Regions from separate parts of the Mus musculus genome. Here region 2 is linked to region 1. Evidence: chromatin loops called from intact Hi-C (ENCODE). Cell type or tissue: gastrocnemius. All regions are shown on one strand. Each heading gives the region's core, and the rest is flanking DNA. Links, peaks and the distances in the headings are about the cores only.

What was found. Peaks named below come from ENCODE experiments on the same cell type or tissue, not always from the same donor. Only the 100,000 strongest peaks of a DNase experiment are listed, where the experiment ranks them.
Region 2: a loop joins it to region 1, with 2.1 times the contacts of the local background. A loop is called at or near these places in 6 of 42 quality-filtered maps.

The regions. Positions count from the first base shown.
Region 1 is chr3:27,860,336-27,865,712 of GRCm38, reverse strand. No RefSeq gene overlaps it. Among named protein-coding and RNA genes, the nearest start is that of Gm26040, 5.1 kb to the left of the region's middle. In gastrocnemius, for the core only: a CTCF peak has its summit at 2,181 (motif pointing right); DNase peaks (open chromatin) are centred at 2,219 and 3,898; H3K4me3 peaks cover 1,177 bases; H3K27ac peaks cover 1,541 bases.
Region 2 is chr3:27,936,135-27,941,511 of GRCm38, reverse strand. Pld1 (phospholipase D1) reads right to left here and starts at 2,832. Exons shown (of 27, transcript NM_001164056.1): 1 at 2,762-2,832. In gastrocnemius, for the core only: no CTCF peak of the experiment used is centred there; DNase peaks (open chromatin) are centred at 2,359, 2,557 and 2,843; H3K4me3 peaks cover 2,152 bases; H3K27ac peaks cover 4,125 bases.

The DNA of each region.
Region 1 (5,377 bases), core at 210-5,209:
GGTTGTCCCTTCATTAGTAGAATAGTTTGCCTATAGCATGGGTGAGGCATGGGTTTGATCCCTGGCACTCCATAAAACTGGGTGTGAGGGCGACACCTGAGATTCTGGTACATTGCAGGTAGTGGCAGGAGGATCAGGAGTTTAAGGCCATCTCCCCGACATAGTGAATTTGAGGTTAGACTGGAGTATGATGAGGTGTCTTAAAAATTCAGTCAGAAGACCTGCAAGACAGCTCAGCCAGTAAAGAGACTTGTACCAAGCCTGACAACTCGGCCTCAATCCCTGGGCCCCACATGGTGGAAGGAGAGATCCGACTCCTGCGTGCAGTCTACTGTCTTCCACATGCATACTGTTCTGACTGCCCACTGACACAGACACATAAGTATTTTTTAAAGGTACAATACAAAAAAAAATTCAACCTTACAAACAAACAAAAACCAGTTTGTAGTTGGAAGGAACCTTGGATACATGTGAGGCTGAGTTCTCAAATCCCTGAGAACTGTGTGGCCGTTATATGCTGATTCTCAGGAAGACACTCCACGTGGCAGTGAGCTGACTACAATAGAGACATCTTTCTTAGATGCATCAGAGAGGTGCTTCCTAGAGTCTCTAGTCCTGGCCTTATGTCTGTGGCTCTCCACAGCTCAGTGCGGTGGGTTTGAGTCGTTGACCACTCATAGGACCATCAGCATGCTTGGGAAACTGTACAAACTGAGAGTCTTCTGAGGTCTCAGGGAATTGTCCCACCAGGTTGCTGCTGCTACCCATTACAGTCCGACACACGGTTATTCTGAGTCAGAAACTCAACTGGGCTTTCAAATCAGCAGGGAAGCTTCCTCCTCTTCCATTTTAAGACAGACTTCAATTTCCTCCTAGTCAAATAGGGATCATCAGAATTGCTAACTCAGTCTTGCTGAAAGAATCAATGGGATTCAACGTATAACAAAAAGCCCGGTGGTGCAGCTTGGACTCTAACAGCCAGGTCTGTGATCAGTTCTGTTGAACCCATTTGATGGGGAGGGAGAGAACTGACTCCACAACTTGGTCCTCTGACTTCACGCATGCAGTGTGGTGCATGCACACCTGTACACATCACACAGACGCATCATGTAAGAGTTCAAGGCTTCGAGCTTCGTTCCACACACTTAGTACATGTCTTCAAACATCAGTCAGTATGGATCCCACTCATCTGAAAACGGACACATTCAGAGTAAACACTTTAGACATAACACTTCAGACATAAGACATAAACACCTTCATTTTGCAGATCTGATATCTGTGATTGGGAGAGGCTTCGTGACTTCTTCAAGGGCACAGGGCTGAAACATTGCTATCTAGCAATCCAGTGCAAGTCTCCCAGGCCCCGGGTCTTCGATCACCACACTGTTATCTGCCCCGTAATGGAACGATAAGATTTCTAGCCGTGGTCTGGTGATTGCACACGTAGGGACTTGTTAGTATAATGTCCGAGTTAATAACATTTAAGCTCTCCCCTCAGTATGGGGCACCCTGCTTATTCATGCACCTACATCTTGCTTTCTTGTGTCCCACTCAGTGCTGAAATAATTAAAGCTGACCTTCAGACATTTTACCAACAAGCCAGATCTCTGGGTGCTACCACACCCTCAAAGACATGGACAGTCCAATAGTTGCTTTCTAGAACTGAGGGAAGAAAATCTGGGGGAAATGTGTACAGTTTCAGAAACCTGAACATTATCCAGTTTTCGCGGAATTATGTGAAATAGCACAATCGTATATGCCTTAGGTTAACCAGAACCCCATTCACGATGTTAAGAACTGCAACAGGTTGGTGTTTGCCATTCTGGTCACAAAGAAAAGAACAGGCATTTTACTGTGCCCTTGTCTGGGAGAAATCAAAGGGTTAATTCTTCAGCGCTGTGTGCCAAAAAATGTCTAGTTTACAGACTGGAACGAATATGGCACCTTCGTTTTAAACAGCCAATTTCCAGTTTTGTGTGGCTGTCGAGATTCCTGAGCTAGGGACAGGGGCCGGGGCAGGAGAATGGGCTGGGTTTCTTACTTTGAATGTGGACATATGGGCTGTGGGAAGGAAACTATTTAAGATGGGGCTTAGGGAGAGGGGGGAAAAGTCGCCTTTCCCCAGCTGAGATTTTTCCAGGATGTCGTCATACAAGCTCCAAAACCTCCTCTGAACAGTAGATGGCTCTCATTGGCTGTATGCAAATGATGCGCAAGCACTGGTTTCCTGGCAGAGGAAAACTTACACCAGAGCAGCGATCCAGTCCAAGCCTGGCTCTCCACAATCCTGAAAGACGGGGCAGTTTCAGCCTTTGACATGCCAGGAAGTAATTCCATAATGTCACTCATGCTGAGGGCTCACCGGTCCTCAGACAAGAAGACACAAGTGCAGCGTGTAAGATTTAAGTTTTCGGACAGACTTTAGTACAAAGAGCAGAAACCATGGGAGGAGCCAGAATTACACTGAACACCGACACTAGTAATTAAAGCCACCGTAAGGGAAGAAAGGCTTCTGCCAGGAAACTGCAAGCACAACCCGAAGCCATTCCTTCCCCCATTTTTCAGGCAGGGGGTCCTTGCCATGTGACAACCAGATAAGGCTGTGTGGGGGTCATTAACGTTCCTGCCCATCCTGGAGGCGCAGAGGCCTTCCTGAGGTTTGCTGACCTGTATGCTTCAATGTGTTTCATTTTCTCCAAGAGCAGGCAGATGAGAAAGGTCAGGAGACTTAGGTTAGAAGCTGGGAAATGGACCAGGGCCCCACAGTATGACATCATTTTCTTGCAATGCAATGAAGCAAATGACACCAGAGCAGCGATCCAGTTCCATGAAGGAAGAAAACAAAAACAAAAACAATCACAACAGTAGAGAAGCCTGACAGCCACAGCAAGTCCCAGAATCTGCAGAGGAAGGGCCTGCCTAGCTCAGCTCCTGCCTCTTTGTTAATATCCTTGGCTAGAGCACCTTGGAAGAGAGGGTAACAGGGATTGGGGGTTGGGGGGAGGGAGAGGGAGGTGGAGGGAAGAATGAGAGGGGAGAGTCTGGAGAACAGGAGTGGGGAGTCTGGGAAGTGAATGGTAGACTCTCCCTAGACCTAGGTCAGGGTTCACTACTATTTATTGACTGTCTTGTGGCTGGTCCAAGGGGAAGGAGGAGGATTTAAACCTTGCTTCAGTGTCCAACTGCCAATCCCTAGGCAGAGCTACATCTGCCCTTTTCTGACTGAAACAAATGTCTTATGACTCTGCTGTCCTGACTTTTCTGGAGACATGCACAGAAAGGCCTATTCACCTGGGCAGAGAGGGTAATAGCAGACCAAAGAAACAGAACTCTACCAGTCTCTGTACAACTTGCTGGCATCTCCGTGGAAGGGTCTACTCTCCCCAGCACCCATACACTCACATAAGCACTAGAAGGTGTGGGGAGTCAGCTACGAACTTGTGTGGTCCTCGAGAGACATAGAACTTTCCTGTGAGTTTCTTTAGCTCCCCTCCTCCTCCTCCCCCCACTCCTCCTCTTCCTTCTTAGAAAGACTGTTTCAAAGCAGCGGGAGCAGCTATAAAGGCCTTGTCCTAGGACACAGGTTGGAGTAGATGATAACACTTTCCTAAGAAGCTCTGTGAGTTTGTAGATATTCTCCTTGTGGGGTAGACCCAGAAATTTAAATGTGAAAAATCTGCCTGGTTATGAAACTTGGGAAAATGAGCCTCCTGAGTGACCACCCCCAAAACATAGAGATCCTCTTGCAGCATTGACAAAAAGATGTCCTTAAGGCACCAGCACAGGCCAGAGAAGGCTCACAGGCCTGAACAGGAACCCTGAGCGAGCTAGGCTGCAGCCTAGCCCAGTGATCTTGGACAACGTGCCAAGTGCAGTGCCGCTCCCAGCCTCCCCAGTGGCATAGCCTGACCTGGATTCCAGCCAATTGGTTCAGCCCTGAACCAAGGCAAGGCTTTAAGGGCTCTGGCCAACACATCAAGAGGCTGCACCACAGGGCCCTACCTCTGGCTGGTACCAAGGTTTGGAGAACTAGCTTCTGCGTTCTATACCTCTGCTCACTGGCTGGGCGGCTGCTTTCTGTAACCGAGTGCCTGTTACTTGTCATGCCCCAGTAGGGACTGCACGGTGGCTATGAAGGACAGTCTCAGTTAGAGCTTTTGTCGATTTTCTTTGTTCTCCTCACGCAGGTCCTCCTGGGAGTTAGCAGAAGCCACCAAACACTGACTACAGCTAAGACTGAGTATCGCAGCTCCTTGACACTTTAATATATATTTCAAAAAACCAGTTGACAATAAATCCCTTTTATAATGTCATTTCCTAGCCGCCTTGATGGATGACACACTACAAGGACTGTCCCAATCATGCCAGACCAACTGTCCAACAATTGAGCGGTACCAGGTGGCCCCTCTAATCTGGGTTCCAGGGAGTTATTCCACAATTACTCGTGGGAACCACGCAAAGACAGATATGCTCTCTGGGAAAGTCATGGATACCTATCCTCTGGATGGCTCAAAACCCTCGTCTTCTCCCTCAACCTCTCCCCTATTCTCCTGGAGAGGGGAAGTGTCTTCTTTAAATGAGTCACTATCCCCAAGATGTATTAAAAGCTCTAGTTGTTATAAGGCCAGGAAGCACTAAAAAACCCTACAGAGACAGAACTTTACATAAAATGCCCATATTACTGAGGTTGTTTTTTTCCTGCCAAGTTGTCATCCTTATAGTCTCTGGTCACTCCCCTTAAGTAGTTATGATGTCCACAGTTAACTCGATAGGGAAAGGGAATTTATTTTTACATGGGTGTAAAAATCACAAAATTCAAGGCTTGTATTTTTTGCCATCTGAATAACCCCTCATGCTTGTTCACACATGTTGAAAGTGTTGTTTAACTAAAGTACACAGAGCAGACTCATTGAAGACTACCCTTTCCCCTTGCTCTAGACAAGGAGAAAGATCAAAGCTGCCAGTATTTTTCCAGGATGACCCCTGCTTTGTTCTGAACACTCCACCCATCTCCAGTTTGTAGAAGCTCAAACAATCCCCCTCCCCCGATTTTCTCTTCTATAAACCTTCTTATAAACAAGACTCCCATTGCTCCTTTGGCATCCCATGAAGAGAGGATTCTCCCTCACAGGTAGATCTTTACGGTGTCTTCTACAGTTATAGTATCAATTCCTTCAAACTTCTAAAGCTCACAGTGTTAAAGCAGTGAAAAAGCATTGTGGGACTTGGCAGGTGAAATGCATTGTGGGACTTGGCAGGTGAAAAGCATTGTGGTACTTAGCAGGTGAAACGCATTGTGGGACTTGGCAGGTGAAAAGCATTGTGGGACTTGGCAGGTGAAAAGCATTGTGGGACTAGGCAGGTGAGGAAAGGTATT
Region 2 (5,377 bases), core at 200-5,199, 76 kb before region 1:
AGAAATTGCTAAACCCAGAAACTTGTTTGATCAGAAAGGTCATTGGGTACTGGAAACATGTCTTTAGCTGGGCTCACTCATGGTGTTGCCTGGTACTATTGTACGGCTAAAGGGGACAACATTGAGATTGTTTGTGTTTGTTTGTTTGTTTGTTTGTTACATATCCAGAGGGGGGAACACTAAGAATAAACCCCTTCTCTGTTTGTACCTCTAGACAGCTAAACTCGCAAAGTGTTTCCACTACAACTCCCAATCAGCTTACCAACTGACCCTCACATAAGCTTCCTCAACCCATGGAGGTAAAACTTACCAGGCGCCCCCTATCTGGCTATGCCTTCTATGTGTGCTCTTTAAAAGTGCATTTCTTGCTGACAATGTAGCTCAGTTAGTCACGTGCACCCCTAACATGTACAACACAACACCAGGTATGCTGGTGTGTGCATGGGGTCCCAACACTTAGGTCAGGGTGGGGGCAGGATGTTCAAAAGCATAAGTCACCTTCTGCAACCCAGCGAGTTAAAGAGAGGCTCGCCTGAGCTATATAGAAAAAAAAGTGTCTTTCTTGAGCTGGGGATGATAATGCAGCCCTACACTTCCAGCATTTGGGAGGTAGAAGCAAAGGCAGAAAGATGGATAATTCATAGGAATCGCCACCAGCAGAGTGAGTTCCATCCAGGGTCATACAAGAGACTATATAAAATTTCTTTAAAGCTCTGTGAAAAGAATCCAACCTTACTCAGTGAGAAAACTGAAGCTTGCAATGCAGTCTTTATTAATAAGTGTTACTAAACCTTGTAAGGAAGTCGAGAAGTCCTTTGGGAATGGACTGGGGGGAGATGGTAGCACACTGGCAGAGCTGTGCGATCAAACATCTATTTTTAAATTGTAAAGATGGCAAAGTTACGTGTCTATTTTGATAAAATAAAAATAAAACTTAAAATTAAAAAAAAATGAAAAAGGGTAGAAATGGGACTGAAGCGATGGCCCAGCCATTAGGAGCACATCCTGCCTTTCCTTAGCATCTGAGTCCTGTTCACAGCGCCCAGTTTGAGCAACAGCCTCTTCTGGCCTTCTTAGGCACCATATGCACATAACCCACACCCAGGCCAGCATATTCACATCATTAAAAATAAAATAAATCCTTAAAACATGTTGAAATTAGAGGTAGGTGAATTGTCAGTGTAATGCTTTTCTCATACAGAGTTGCATAAGAGCATTCATACTACATACTAAGACCATACACAAATGCATTCTCGGTAAAGGTCTGATGAGCAGGCTGTCCATTAACTAGGCAGTACTCATCTAGTTATCAGTAAATCAATCAACCTAAATGAGCCTGTAGAGAACTTAACACCAGTGTGTGTAAAACGCTGATGCCAGAAACAACACAGCAAGGACACCATCTCCTCAAAACCTTCTCCACTCGCACTATTTATTTGAAAAGCTAATTGTACTGGCTCATAAAAATTCAGATACCCGCTTACATAACCATTTAAAAGGTCCCCACACACCATTTAAAGGCTGCTTACAAATTCAAGCTAAACAGTTGAGTACAAACTCACTCGTGGGCCACAAAGCACGTACTATGGAAAGAGATTCTTGCATAAGTAGGCATAACAGACTAGTTCAAACTAGGCTCTCTGCACCCGTCAGGCTTCCTTGACAGCACCTCTGACAGGTCAGGACTTCTGAATATCTCTCTGAATTTCCTGGGTAGCTAGTCTCCAGAGGCCCTGGGAAGGTCATAAGGAGTTGGCTAAGCTGAAATTGGTGGGCCTGGCTGTCTAAGAGCGCTCTTCGTCCTGTGGAAAGATCTAGAAATGGTCGAATGCAGAAGCTCCTGTGGTCCTTAAGATTATGTTTTGAGCTTCATGAAAGAAGGCCGCTGGCAGTGATCTGAGATTGGGAGGCGGGGGTGAGGAAGGCAAACGTAGGCGTGGCAGGTAGCCCTAGGGTATGGGGGAAAGGGCTGGCCAAATTCTAAGTCTTGACCTGTACTTAAGAGATGGAAGCAGGAGGGCCAGGAATGTCATCCTTGGCTACATAGCCTTTGAGTGCAGCCTGAGCTACAGAAGACTGTTTCAAACAAACCGTCCCATGGCTTAGAGACCTCCTAAGGTCCCTCCCTGACCCGGAACAGTCAGTCCCAAACATCTTGGGTCGGAGCTAAAATAGCAACTGCCTAACACAGGCCTTTCTTTTAATTGCTACCCCTGTCCCTCCTCCACTTCAGCACAGCACATCTTTGGCCCCGAGGCAGCAGCTGTGTGGCTCGGCGCCCGGCACTGTGCTTCAGCTGGACTCTAAGCCACTGGAATGCAGCACTTCCTGGTTGGTCCGGGATGTTGGTGCTGTCGCCATCCCGGTCAGCCCACAGTGCTAAGGAGCTCAGGGAGCGCGGGACGATCTAGCGGGAGCGAACAAATCTACTGAGCCCGGGACCCGAGGAGGTGGGGTGGGGTGCATCCTACAGAGGACGCCCCGGATCTGCAGGGACTTGAGAGTGGAGTGGGGCTAGGACATCAGCAGCTGACCCGGCTCTGCTCTCAGGGTAGCGGTCCTCGCCTGCGGTCAGTGTGCGCGCGGCTCTTGCCAGCGCAGACACTACAGGAATTAAGACTATGGGAGGGACTCCAGGGTTCCCAAGGGAACTTCAGGGACAGGGCTGGTGAGAGGGGCAAGAGAGGCGGGATGAAGCACGAGGACCGCGAACGTCCTGCGGGCTCAGAAGTCCCGCAAGCCTGGCCCCGGCAGCTCCTACCTGCGGGCCTGGGGCGCGGGCACACACTCTGCGGCGGCGGCGACTTCGGGGGTCCCCGCGCAGCTGGCGCAGCTGGGGCCGCGGAAGAAGGGCGGGCGCTGGGACTCGCCGCCCGGAACTCGGCCGGTCTGCAGGGTGGGGCGGGGCGGCGCCGGCCAGCCTCGGTGACAGCCTCTGCCGCCGGCCTTCCTCCATGCCTCGGTTCTAACACTTTCTTCTGTCCAAGTGTCCTAACTCAGCCACAGTTATCCGCGGGGCGCAGGGGCGCACGCAGGCGTTGTTCTTACCAAGTTCACTTCCCTGGTCTCTGAGCCCAATCCTTGTCCAAGACTGGCCCGCAAGTTACAAGCCAACAGCGAGCCAACTGGTGAAATATTCCTGCCCTGAAGTGACTTGCTTAATTAGGGGCTTTGTAGAGGTCAACTGTGGCCTTCCTGCAAATCCCACGGGTAGGTCTTGGTAGGTGTTATTGCCTGTTTATAAGGAAACTGAGGCTGGCAAGTAAAGAACCAGCCTGACCCTAAGCTTGCTGGAGCCAGCAATCTCTTCAGTCCCCAAAACTGCCCGTGCTTGTCCCCCCAGACCCCCCTTCTCTCTCTCTCTCTCTCTCTCTCTCTCTCTCTCTCTCTCTCTCTCTCTCTGTGTGTGTGTGTGTGTGTGTGTGTGTGTGTGTGTGTTGTGGCGAGTGTTCGGTTGGTTAGTTTGAAGTTAGGTCTCTGCTGTATACCTGGTTGGCCATGAAGAACAGGTAGAACTCAAACTACATGATCCTCCTGTCTCAGTCACACATCGCCCTCACACTTCTCACTCCCACTTGCCATCAGTACTGGGTCTAATTCAGAAATGTTAGAGAGAAAAGTAAAAATAAAATGGGAGGAGAACGAGAAAGTCCCATTACCCCGATGGAACTGTCCGCACAGTAACTTTGCCGTTTTAATACACTTAAGAGAGTCGTCATCAAGGGAAATCCAGTGGCTGGGTGGTGTGAATAGCAATCCTTTGGGAATATAATTTTGAACACAAGTCAGTTCCAAAACTGGTTGCACAACACTGCTTCCAGCCAAAACCCAAAGATGCAACAGTTAGTTTCCTGTACATCAAATTGCTGATGCTGTTGGTCTTTTGAAATTGTTTATTGAGTATTATACAGTGAGACAGACCCAGTTACATAATGTCTTACCATGCCCATGGCACTGCATGAAATGAAAAATATAATATTTCTGTCCAGACAGAGGAGGAGTGAAATTATAGCGCGGGGCTCAGTTTTCAAGTAACCTGGAGCTGCCCAGCCCTCCCTGACTGCATTCTTCTCTTTTGAGCACATCTTTCCTAATGATTGCAGAGTCGGGCAGCCGTCACTCTTTCCTTGTTGACAGAAATAATTGATGCCTTTTGAATCCTATGATTCTGACAGATTTTTGCAATTATATGCACAGCCTTCTGAGCAAACAGGGTCTTGCCTAAGAGGGGTTTGGCAAGACTATATAACAAGGAAGTAACTGAAAAGCTGCATATGTCTCCTTCCTCCCTTCCTCCAGTTTATTAATTTCAGATGATTTGATAAGTGTGTGCCTAGGAGTAACCGCACTCTTACAAGCTTGTCTTTAGATGGTGTGAGACATTTGGTTGAGAAGCACCAGGCTGTACAAATTACATCCTGATTTCTTAAAAGTCGTCATTGAAACTTTTGGCATCAACACATAACAATAGGTCTTTCTGTTACTATTGTAATTATAAATAAGACAACTATCATACAATGACTGGAATTCTGCCCCAAAAGGTAGGAAAGTGAAAAGATTACCACAGGTCACCACCCCACAGGGAAGTGAAGCCCTAGCGAACACGCATCTTAGACATACTAGAATCCTGTAGATCATTGTTACACTCCTTGGAGAGTTTGTGATAGCTATTTCTTTTCAGGGGTGTCAAGAAAAACAAACGACCAAGAAGAGGGTTTCCTCCTGTTTGAGCCAGCCTGACCTACAGAGGTAGACACTGGAGTTGGGGCGGGTCAGACTAAGAAACCCTGTCTCGATCTCAAGTCGTGTGGTGTTTAATCTTCATTATCAGCCAGATTAGGCCACTGTGACTGGCTGCCCCAGTCTTATGCCACAGGTCTTTCCTGCCAGGATGGACTGTACACCTCACACTGTGGCCCAAAAGAACCCTTCCTCTCTATAGCTGCTCCTCAGCTAGTGATAGCGATGAGAAAAATAGCTAATATAGAAATACATCTCAAATGTGCAGTTTGATCACACAAGATTTTTTTTCTAAACATGTTCAATACTTCATCTTCTCTTCTGAATATAGGTTTACTTTATAATGTTTGCACCTTTATTTTTGCAAAAATACAAAGTTTTATAGTCCCTTAGAGGAACAATTTTAATGAAAAAATACTTTTTTTTAATGTACAAAACTGAGCATTTTACCTCAACTCATAGCATGGAAGAAAAGCTAAATTGTTTGTTAATATAAAGTTGGGTGGGTGACTTACTTACAGTGTACTGGGGACAACACTGCATAAAATAGATGCAGATGGAGAACGGGAAGCATAGGGTCTATCTCAGGCAATGAGCCCAGTCTTAGCAGAGGTTTATTGCTGTGAAGAGACACCAT